Regions from separate parts of the Homo sapiens genome. Here region 1 is linked to region 2. Evidence: chromatin contacts called from ENCODE Hi-C or POLR2A ChIA-PET data. All regions are on one chromosome and are shown on one strand. The core of a region is the stretch at or near the end of the contact, and the rest is flanking DNA. Distances in the headings are between cores, read along the strand shown.

Region 1 (4,657 bases), core at 1,854-4,353, 150 kb after region 2:
CTGTGAAGTGGGGGTATTAATCGCACCTACTTTGCTTTGGGCAGCATTTCCAGTGGTGGTCTTCCACTCACATCTCTAGGGTTAGCAACTGCTTCCACTGTCAGTTGCTAATCTCTGGGTTACTCCACCACGACATCGTGCATGACTTTTCAGCTCTTCCGTGGCTCTTGTAACTAATTCCCCATATCAGATTCCCCGTTTTTCTTAACTGATAGAGCTATTATTACTATCATTTATCATTACCTTTGGAGTCTCATAATCACTTTCCAAAGACTCCTACTTTCTCCCCCACAAAAATCTCCTATTTCTGTACTCATAAGTACAGTTGTCTGTTGGCAGAAAAATATTCTTTGATGTTTTGCTGCATGTTTGGGGACATGTGGAAAAGCTCCTGAGTGACCTGCCATTGTTTTCTCCCTTCCTGAACTCCCAGGAAGACTGCCTCATCACCTGAAATTTTGTTTGTTTTGATGTCAGGGCTAAAATGTGCTCAAAAAAGACTGCTGCCCCTTTTTGGCCACGTCCAGGCCAGGCTTATGGTCACCGTGTGCTCCCAGACCCCCACCACTTTGGCAGGGAAGCCTTAAGACTCTGACCTCACTGCTCACAGTCACTCTGCTTCCACTCACTCAGTGTGAGATAAGAGAAGATTCAAGTACCGTCATGTATCACTGAACCATGGGTATATGTTCTGAGAAATGTGACATTCGGCAATTTTGCCATTGTGTGAAGGTCATAGAATGTATTCACACAAACTCACATAGTATAGCCTACTACACACCCAGTGGTCCCCAATCTTTTTGGCACCGGAGACCAGTTTCATGAGGGTGGGGATGGGGAAGGTTTTGGCATGAAACCGTTCAACCTCAGATCATCAGGCATTAGATTCTCATAAGGAGTGTGCAACCTAGATTTCTGGCATGCACAGTTCACGAAGGATTTGTGCCCCTGTGAGAATCAAATGCCGTTGCTGATCTGACAGGAAGTGGAGCTCAGGTGGTAATGATTGCTCACCTGCCACTCATCTCCTGCTGTGGGGCCCGGTTCCTAAAAGGCTAGGGACCAGTACTGTTCCCAAAAGGCCAGAGACCATGGCATGTTACTGTATTGAATAATGTAGGCAGTTGTAACACTGTGGTAAGTATTTGTGTATCTAAACGTAGAAAATACTACACATAGTATTTGTGTATCTAAACATTGTGTACAGTAAAAATAGGATATGAAGGATTAAAAAATGGTGCACCTGTATAGGGCATTTACCATGAATGGAGCTTGCAGGACTGGAAGTTGCTCTGGATGAGTCAGTGAGTGAGTGATTAGTGAATGTGAAAGCCTAAGACATTACTACACACTACTATAGCCTTCATAAACACTGTACACTTAGGCTACACTACATTTATTAAAAATATTTTTCTTTAATAATAAAGTAACCTTAGCTTACTGTAACTTTTTTACTTTATAATTTTTTTTAATTTTGACTCATACATTAGCCCATACATTATACATACATTACATTAGCCTAGGCCTACACAGGGTCAGGATCATCAATATCACTATCTTCCATCTCCACATCTTGTCCCACTGGAAGTTCTTCAGGGGCAATAACAGGCAGGAGCTGTCATCTCCTATGATAACAATGCCTTCTTCTGGATACCTCCTGAAAGACCTGCCTGAGGCATTTTTACAGTTAACCTTTTTTTAATATATATAAGTAAAGGAGTACACTCTAAAATAATGATAAAAAGTATAGTATAAATACATAAAGCAGTGACTTCGTTGTTTTTTATTACTGTAAAGTATCATGTGCTGTACATAATTGTATGTACTTTACTTTTATGTGATTGGCAGTGCAGTAGGTTTGTTTACACCAACATCACCACAAACACATCAGTAATGTGTTGCACTACAACATTATGACTGCTATGACATCACTAGGTGATAGGAATTTTTTAGTTCCATTATAATCTTAAGGAACCACCATCTGTGTGGTCCATCATTGACTGAAACATTGTTATGTGGCTCATGACTGTGACTGTATGTCCTTTCCTCTAGCAGGCTCTCCTCCCCTTGCTCCTCTGCTTCACCCTGTCCTGTGGTGTGAAGTGGTCACCTTGGATTCAGGACTGGGAGAGTGGCAGGGCCAGCCCTAGAGTGAGCCCGGAGAGGTGCCCTCCTCCCAGGGGTGTGCAATGCAGGGGTAGCTTCAGAGGGAGCAGCTCCTTGCATTTTACATAATAGGCTCTTCTCTTGCCTCACACCAGTCCCTCCCCCAGTCCCTCCCCAGTAGACTGGCCTTTTCCACCGAAATGACAACAAAAAACCTGGAATGTCAGGGTTGGAGAATGCCTTTAAGTCATGTGACGCCAGTTTCTCTAAGTGTGGTCCATGGAGCACCTACAGGAGACTTAGCAGAGTCTAAACTGCAGATTCCTGGGCCCAGGCCCAGACCTACAGATTGAGAATCTTTGGGAGGTGGTACAGGAATCTGCATTTCAATAAAGAATCTCTGGCACTTCTTATAAATCAGCAGCTGAGAACTTCTACTGCTAGGTGCTTGCTTACAATACAGACACACAACAGCCTCACAAAGCAGCCTGCTTCAGGTCTAAGAAGGCCACTGTTACAAAGTTTATGACATGGGGCACAATTCAGCCTTCTTGTAACTTCATTCTATCTCAGATCTGGCCGTCTGCAATGACTCGGAATCAATTTAATCCCTTTTCTACGTGGCAGTCCTGAAGTCCATAGGGCACCTCTCATTACCTCAGCCCACTTTGAGTACCTTCACACTCTTTCCTAAGCAGCCGCTGTTCGGTCCACCCTTTCTCGTGTGCCACCAACATGCAGGGAGGGCAAGGGGTGAGAAGGGGCTCGCACCAGAACTAAGTCCCTAGGTTTAGTGCCTAAGGGACTGAAATGAAATGTTTCCCGCGGGAATTCCTAACTCCAAGGGGTCGGCCATGTTTCCACAGCTCCCAGGGTCGCTCTGCTGCCCCCCTGCGGGCCTGGGGAACACTGCAGGGGTATGAGCCGGCGGTGGGGCTGCTCTCCCCACACGTGGGAGTGGGAAATGGAGAGAACCCGCCCCTTAGAGGAAAAGCCACGAGTTGCTGTTGTGCTGCAGGAGAGAAAGGGAGAAAGAAAGCGTGCGACAGGGAGTGGGAGCCCCAAGTCAAGAGGAGCCCCACAGAGGCAGCCCTGGACTTCGGGACCACAGAGGTGCTGAGTGCTGCCCGATTCTGGATCCCACTCTGCTTAGCTCAGGTGAGTCCGGCAACCCTGGGCAGCCTGTGAAGTTGGAGAGACAGTCCTAGCAGAGGGTTTCTTGAAATCATTCTTAGGAAGATGCCAATGTGCTGATTATGCTTCCTGGAAAGAAAATGACTACATTGTGGAAGTGCTTTTCTTAATTGTGTGGAGGGAACGAAAACAATCTTCACTGAGTCTAAGGGAGATGGGTTTTCTGGAGAAGAGAACAATCGTAAAGGAATAATTAACTGCAGGGCGAAGGCAAGTTGTGTGGGACTCTTAGAAACAACCTACCGGCTGCAGGACAGCGAGTGGGGACCACAGGCATCACCTCCATGTCTTACCTATTGGGGCTGTGAGCAAGTGGCTTTGACTTGGTCATTTTAAAGGGGTGGTAGAGCTCAAAGGAAGTGCATTTTTCATTTCCTAGGAGCCAAACAATGAAGGCATCCTAGGGAGGTTGTGGAATGACTCTGAGACACAGTAGGTATGCGATAACCTCCACTGAATTCATGCATTCGGGCATGGTTAGGAGAGAAAACAGCACAGGTTACACAGAGAGCTACAGATAAGAAAGGACTGTGTCCTGAGCACCCGAAATGTTTGTTGAAAATATTCAACAATACTAGTTAACATCTGCTTTGAAGGAACAGGTATGGGGATGGTTAATGTCTAATATTCAATGTTATTCAAAACCAAGAGTGAGTTGGTCCTCACAGCTGATTTAGGAATAAATAGTTTAATTTACCAAGCCAATCAGTAAAAACACAATCATATATATATATGTGTGTGTGTCTACACATACACACATATATATACATATATATATGTTTACTGTTGATTCATGACACAACTCAGAGGTTAACAAAAGTAGAATTTTACAAATTTGAACTCTAAAACTGGGAATGTTAGACAGACATAGAAAGTTTCTCAGACCTAGTCCTATTGACATTTTGGAGCAGATAAGTGTTGTTGGGGACTGCCCTGCTCCTTGGAGGATGTTTTTCAGTATCTCTGGTCTCTTTATCGACAGCCCTGCTCCAGCCATGACTATTAAAAATGTCTCCACATATTGCCAAATGTGCCTTGGGGATCAGATCACCTCTGGTTGAGAACCACTGAGATATATCAATTGGACTGAAAATTGAAAATGCATTGAGCATATCATTTGGCAATTATTATTGATTAATTCCCATCGTGCCCTTTATTATCACTCAGCTGCTAGGAGAGGAAGCAGCAGGGGCTATTATCACTGCCCTTCTAGGTGCAGAGGCAGGTGTGAGACACACAGTCCTATCACAGCATGCCCAAGGATAGACTTGTAAGTCACTGTTTGTTCACACTGGAGAGAAGGCACTGCCCGGCCTGTTACCCCAATCTCTTCCTGTTTCAGATTTCTAACAAATAA
Region 2 (4,152 bases), core at 184-2,683:
GCTTCAGTTACCTGGAAAATCTACTTCTGATGCCCCATAAATGAAATGTCAGGTGGTCAGCAGGGCATGTGAGGCTCCTGATAGATCCTTTCAGGAAGGGAGAGACATAGATAAGCAAGACCTGAAGAATCACTAGAAAGCAATCACAGATGCACCTGATGTATTTACATGGGCTCCCATAGAGGCAGCTGCACAGCCCCACAGTGCTGGCCTCTGGCAGGGAGGCTAGGGTTGGGGCTCAAGGCCTTTAGCATCAAATATACCTTTCCTTTGATGAAAATGGGTTTGAATGACATTTCTTGGAAATTGAGGCAGGTTCTTTGTTTTTTGGCTGAGCACTTAGGAGATAAGAAACAAACCCAGACACATTTTGGAGGAGTTGGTTGCTCAGCGTGTGCTTTAGAAGTGATAGCAACCGCCACAAGTGTGGTAAGAAGCAGCAGGATAAAGCAGGCACGAAGGGGCTTTGGTGCATGGACCAGCCTTGGTGTTGCCTTTCCTCAAAGAGAACAGATCTCTCAGTCAGGAGTTCTTGGGGCAGGGATGACAGTGTTAATGGGGGAGGAAGCGTCACTGTGGGCAACCTATGAGGAGGCAGCCTTCAGTGACCTTGGGCATGTGTTCTGAGTGCCCTCACTGGGTGCACACCTTAGTGACCCCCTGCTGGTACATTCTGCTGTGAAGAATAACACGGAGAGACAGAGTGATCATTTTACCCTGAATTCAATTCCACACTCACTTGCAGCAGGAGGTATGGCTGGAATTAGTGGCTGTGGTGGAGCTGTTCCTGCCATGGGGGATGTGGTCTCTCCTTCTGGTCCCCGAGTGGTGGGGTGGGAATGGAGGCAGCGCTGCCCGACAGAGCAGGCTGCTGCTGGAATTACCACAGTGTCGTGTGTCTCCTCCTATTAATCCCCATGTGGAACAGCAGGTAGCCTGAGAAGCCTGAATTGTGCCTTAGTTCCTGGCCGTGGTGCTGCTTAAACAGATGAGCCTTGTTAGCCAGTTTGTGCAGTCAGTTCTTACTGAAGTCAAGCCTTTGGTCCAAGGGAAAACAAAGCTACAGGAAACATGGAACTTTCTTACACCTTCTTGAAAATACAAGTCATGTTGCCTAGGAAATACTTCTCTCACCAAGTATTCTGCACGCTGCCAACATTGGAGCTGTGGAAGAGGCAGCTGAAGCAATTCCAAGAAAGTGCTAGCAGTTTGGTAATAAAAGGAAGTGGCATATCTCTCCTGCCTCTAGACTGGGTTTCTAGGAGTGCACATGGCCAAAAGGAAACTGCTGCACTCTGGCAAGTGATTACATGTTGTGCTCATGGACACCTTGGCCGGGTGTCCAGTGTGCACTGGGTGAGGGTGTGCATGGGCTGTGTGCAAAGATCTGCAGTGCTGCACACAGTGTGTTGAGTGAGAGGGTGCCAAGTGCTGGGACGGTTGTAGATAAACAAAAGCAAATAGGTGCAGTACTGTGCAGCCTGCCCAAGTTCCCAAAGCTTGCTGCCAGGCTGAAGACTGCTGGCAGCCTCTCCTGGGCTGGGTCAGGAGTAGAAGGGTGTCTTCCCCTTGCTAATTAGGAGGACACTTCTAAAGCATTTCTCTCTAACACAACCAAATAGTCTGCTGAAGGTGAACTGCTTTAGTGAGGAGGGAAGCCGTGGCCGTGAACTCAGCGATAGAGAAAGCCAGGGGTGATGTGCCCCAGAGCCCCGAGCAGTCCTTCCTGGCAACTCTGAGTGACCAACATGTGACCCTGCTGTCTGTCCACAAGCAGTGGTCCTTTAGGAAGAGCCCTGGGGTTAGGCATTCAGCCAGGCCAGTGTCTACTGTGGAGGAAGGCACTCCACCGTCAGAGGAAGGAGAATTTCCACAGAGAGTTTTGAATGGAACCTGGGAAATGAGTTCCAGTCAGGTCAGTGCAATTGCAGATGGGCTAAAAAGCCTGGAAGGGCCTGGACCCATTTTAAAGATGGAGGTTTCTCTCCATGTCTCTTGTGTGGGATATTGGGGAGAGGTCTGGGGAGCGGAATGAGAGTGTGAATGTAGCACCTGGCAGGAGTCAAGCTGATTAATTACACCATGGCTTGGAAGTTTGGGTTTTGTTGCTTTTTATTTTCAGAATATTTTGTAAGACTCTATGAAGCAAAAGTTTTCCACAATGCAAGTCAAACAAAAATGAATCCTTCCTTCTTTTTACTAATATGTTTTATAGTGTATACCTTATTTTGTTAATCTGTACATTTTAACTAAACATTTTGAAAATGCTGCAAAATGAAGTTCCTTTTCTTAAGCAAGTTGAAGTTTTGTTACTCCAAAGGTTAGGTCATGTCCAAAAGTAAGACAGTATAACGTTTTGTAAAAATGGTGCCTTTTAGCAGCATTTCTGAGCAGACTGGTGGTGTGTACAGGGTCTTCTTCATTGACCTAGTCAGACGAAAATAAAAAACAACTTTTGAAGGCATTTACTAGTTAGATACAAAGGAAGGTTTCATAAGTACTTTGCTTCCTCTAAGACTTATTTTTGTGCTGTTCATTGGTTAAAGTCCCAAAGACTAAAGGAAATTTTGTGAAAAGAACTTTCAAATGTGCTATGCAAGAGATTTACATACGTTGAAATCACAGGGTACTTGGATATTGAAGACAGAAACTCCTTTTGAGTATTTAAAGATTCTGCATTTTGCTATCAGGTTTTTAACCAAGGATATAACTATGCTCGGAGGTATTTATTTTAAAATATTAAAAGTGTTTTTTGGTGTTCTGAATTTGTGGAAATTTCCAAGAGACTCCTTTAAAGTTTTTTCCTAGGCAAATTTAAAAATATGAAATGTAGAATTATTCAGTGGCTGCCCGTTTGGGTAGCTTCTACACAGAGGTTCGAGTGGTTTTAGGGGAGGGAAGTGAGGTGATAGATACAATTTTAATTACTTTGTTTTCTAAAGTAGTTTTATAAATTTCATTTTATGTCTCTTTAAACTGTATTAAGCCAGTAGCTAAACTAATGTGTTAAATCACTTAGAATTTTAAAGAGTGACAGAGCGTTTAATCTTTTAATCAGCCTTTTCATATGTTGCCGGTTTATACAATATACGGTGAACATTTATACTTTTAGCCATGTGTTTAAAATAGTGAAATACTAAATATGTTGGGGTGAAAATGCTTGAGGCATTTTTAAAAAATGTCCAAACTGTTACTTTACAATTTCCAGCCTATATCTGAAGTTTTGAGATATGACGTGTGCTGGTGATTTTTAAGGCCAGCACCAATCTGTGACTAGTGGGGCGACCTGAAGCTGACTAGGGGAGCCTCTTCAGAAAGGAGGGCTGGGGAAGAGGCCTTGGTGGAGGGGATCTGAGTGCAGACCCAACACAAGTTGTGGGACCTGGGCAGGTGAGTCTTGGACACTCTCCTTTAGATTCTTCATTGCAAAGTGGATGATAAATCCTGCCTCATATGATTGTGAAAGCACTTTGTAGATTATCATGCAAATGCAAAATAGTGTTACTTCTGCCAAAATTATGCTTTTTCAGAAGAATTTCCAACTCTGAGATATGTTTGATGTGTTGTCTGAAGGTCTGGACAGGACTGTGATAACCCAGTAATCTATCTGAGCACAGTTGCAACTCTATTTTTCCTTTGTTTGTTTTTTTCTAAGTTTTTTATTTTGGGACATGGTCTCTTGCTGATGCCGAGGCTGGAGTGCAGTGGCATGATCATGGCTCATAGCACCCTCGACCTTCCGGGTTCAAATGATTTTCCTGCCTCAGCCCCCTGAGTAGCTGCCACCACAGGTGCATGCCACCATTTCCAGTTTCTCTTTATTTGTAGAGATGTGGTCTCCCTATGTTGCCCAGGCTGGTCTCAAACTCCTGGGCTCAAATGATCCTCCTGCCTCCCCCTCCCAAAGTGCTGGGATTATAGATGTGAGCCACCGTGCCTGGCAGCTCTATTTTTTCTAAAGCTCTGATTATAAAAGTAACATATACTCTATATAAAAAACAAATTTACGATGGAACGAGGAGAATACAAAAAAGTATAAAGAAAAAGCAGTCGTTTTCCCAACAAATATGAATGTGTATACGTGTATGTATGTTTATGTTTACATAATGTATATTTTTAAAATAAATATGGGATCAAATTATACATACTATC

What was found. Hi-C counts contacts between places; a loop is a spot of excess contacts on that map. ChIA-PET counts read pairs that join two places held with the same protein, here RNA polymerase II (POLR2A). Pooled maps may share reads with other maps.
Region 1: a loop to region 2 is called in a pooled map, with 2.8 times the contacts of the local background. The contact joins the promoter of TMEM272 here to the enhancer-like site in region 2. A Hi-C loop is called at or near these places in 2 of 168 maps with a recorded cell type or tissue (Caco-2 and thyroid gland) and 7 of 50 pooled maps. POLR2A ChIA-PET finds 5 or more read pairs at or near these places in 1 of 52 experiments (BJ).

What each region holds. Positions count from the first base shown.
Region 1 is chr13:51,843,623-51,848,279 of GRCh38, reverse strand. TMEM272 (transmembrane protein 272) reads left to right here and starts at 3,103. Exons shown (of 5, transcript NM_001351003.2): 1 at 3,103-3,264.
Region 2 is chr13:51,993,077-51,997,228 of GRCh38, reverse strand. All of the region lies in intron 1 of ATP7B (ATPase copper transporting beta), which reads left to right. Among named protein-coding and RNA genes, the nearest start is that of ATP7B, 16 kb to the left of the region's middle. RefSeq lists a silencer at 902-1,196. Within about 2 kb of position 1,433, at least 8 of the 41 ENCODE cell types and tissues checked have a DNase peak (open chromatin) inside an H3K27ac peak, as active enhancers do.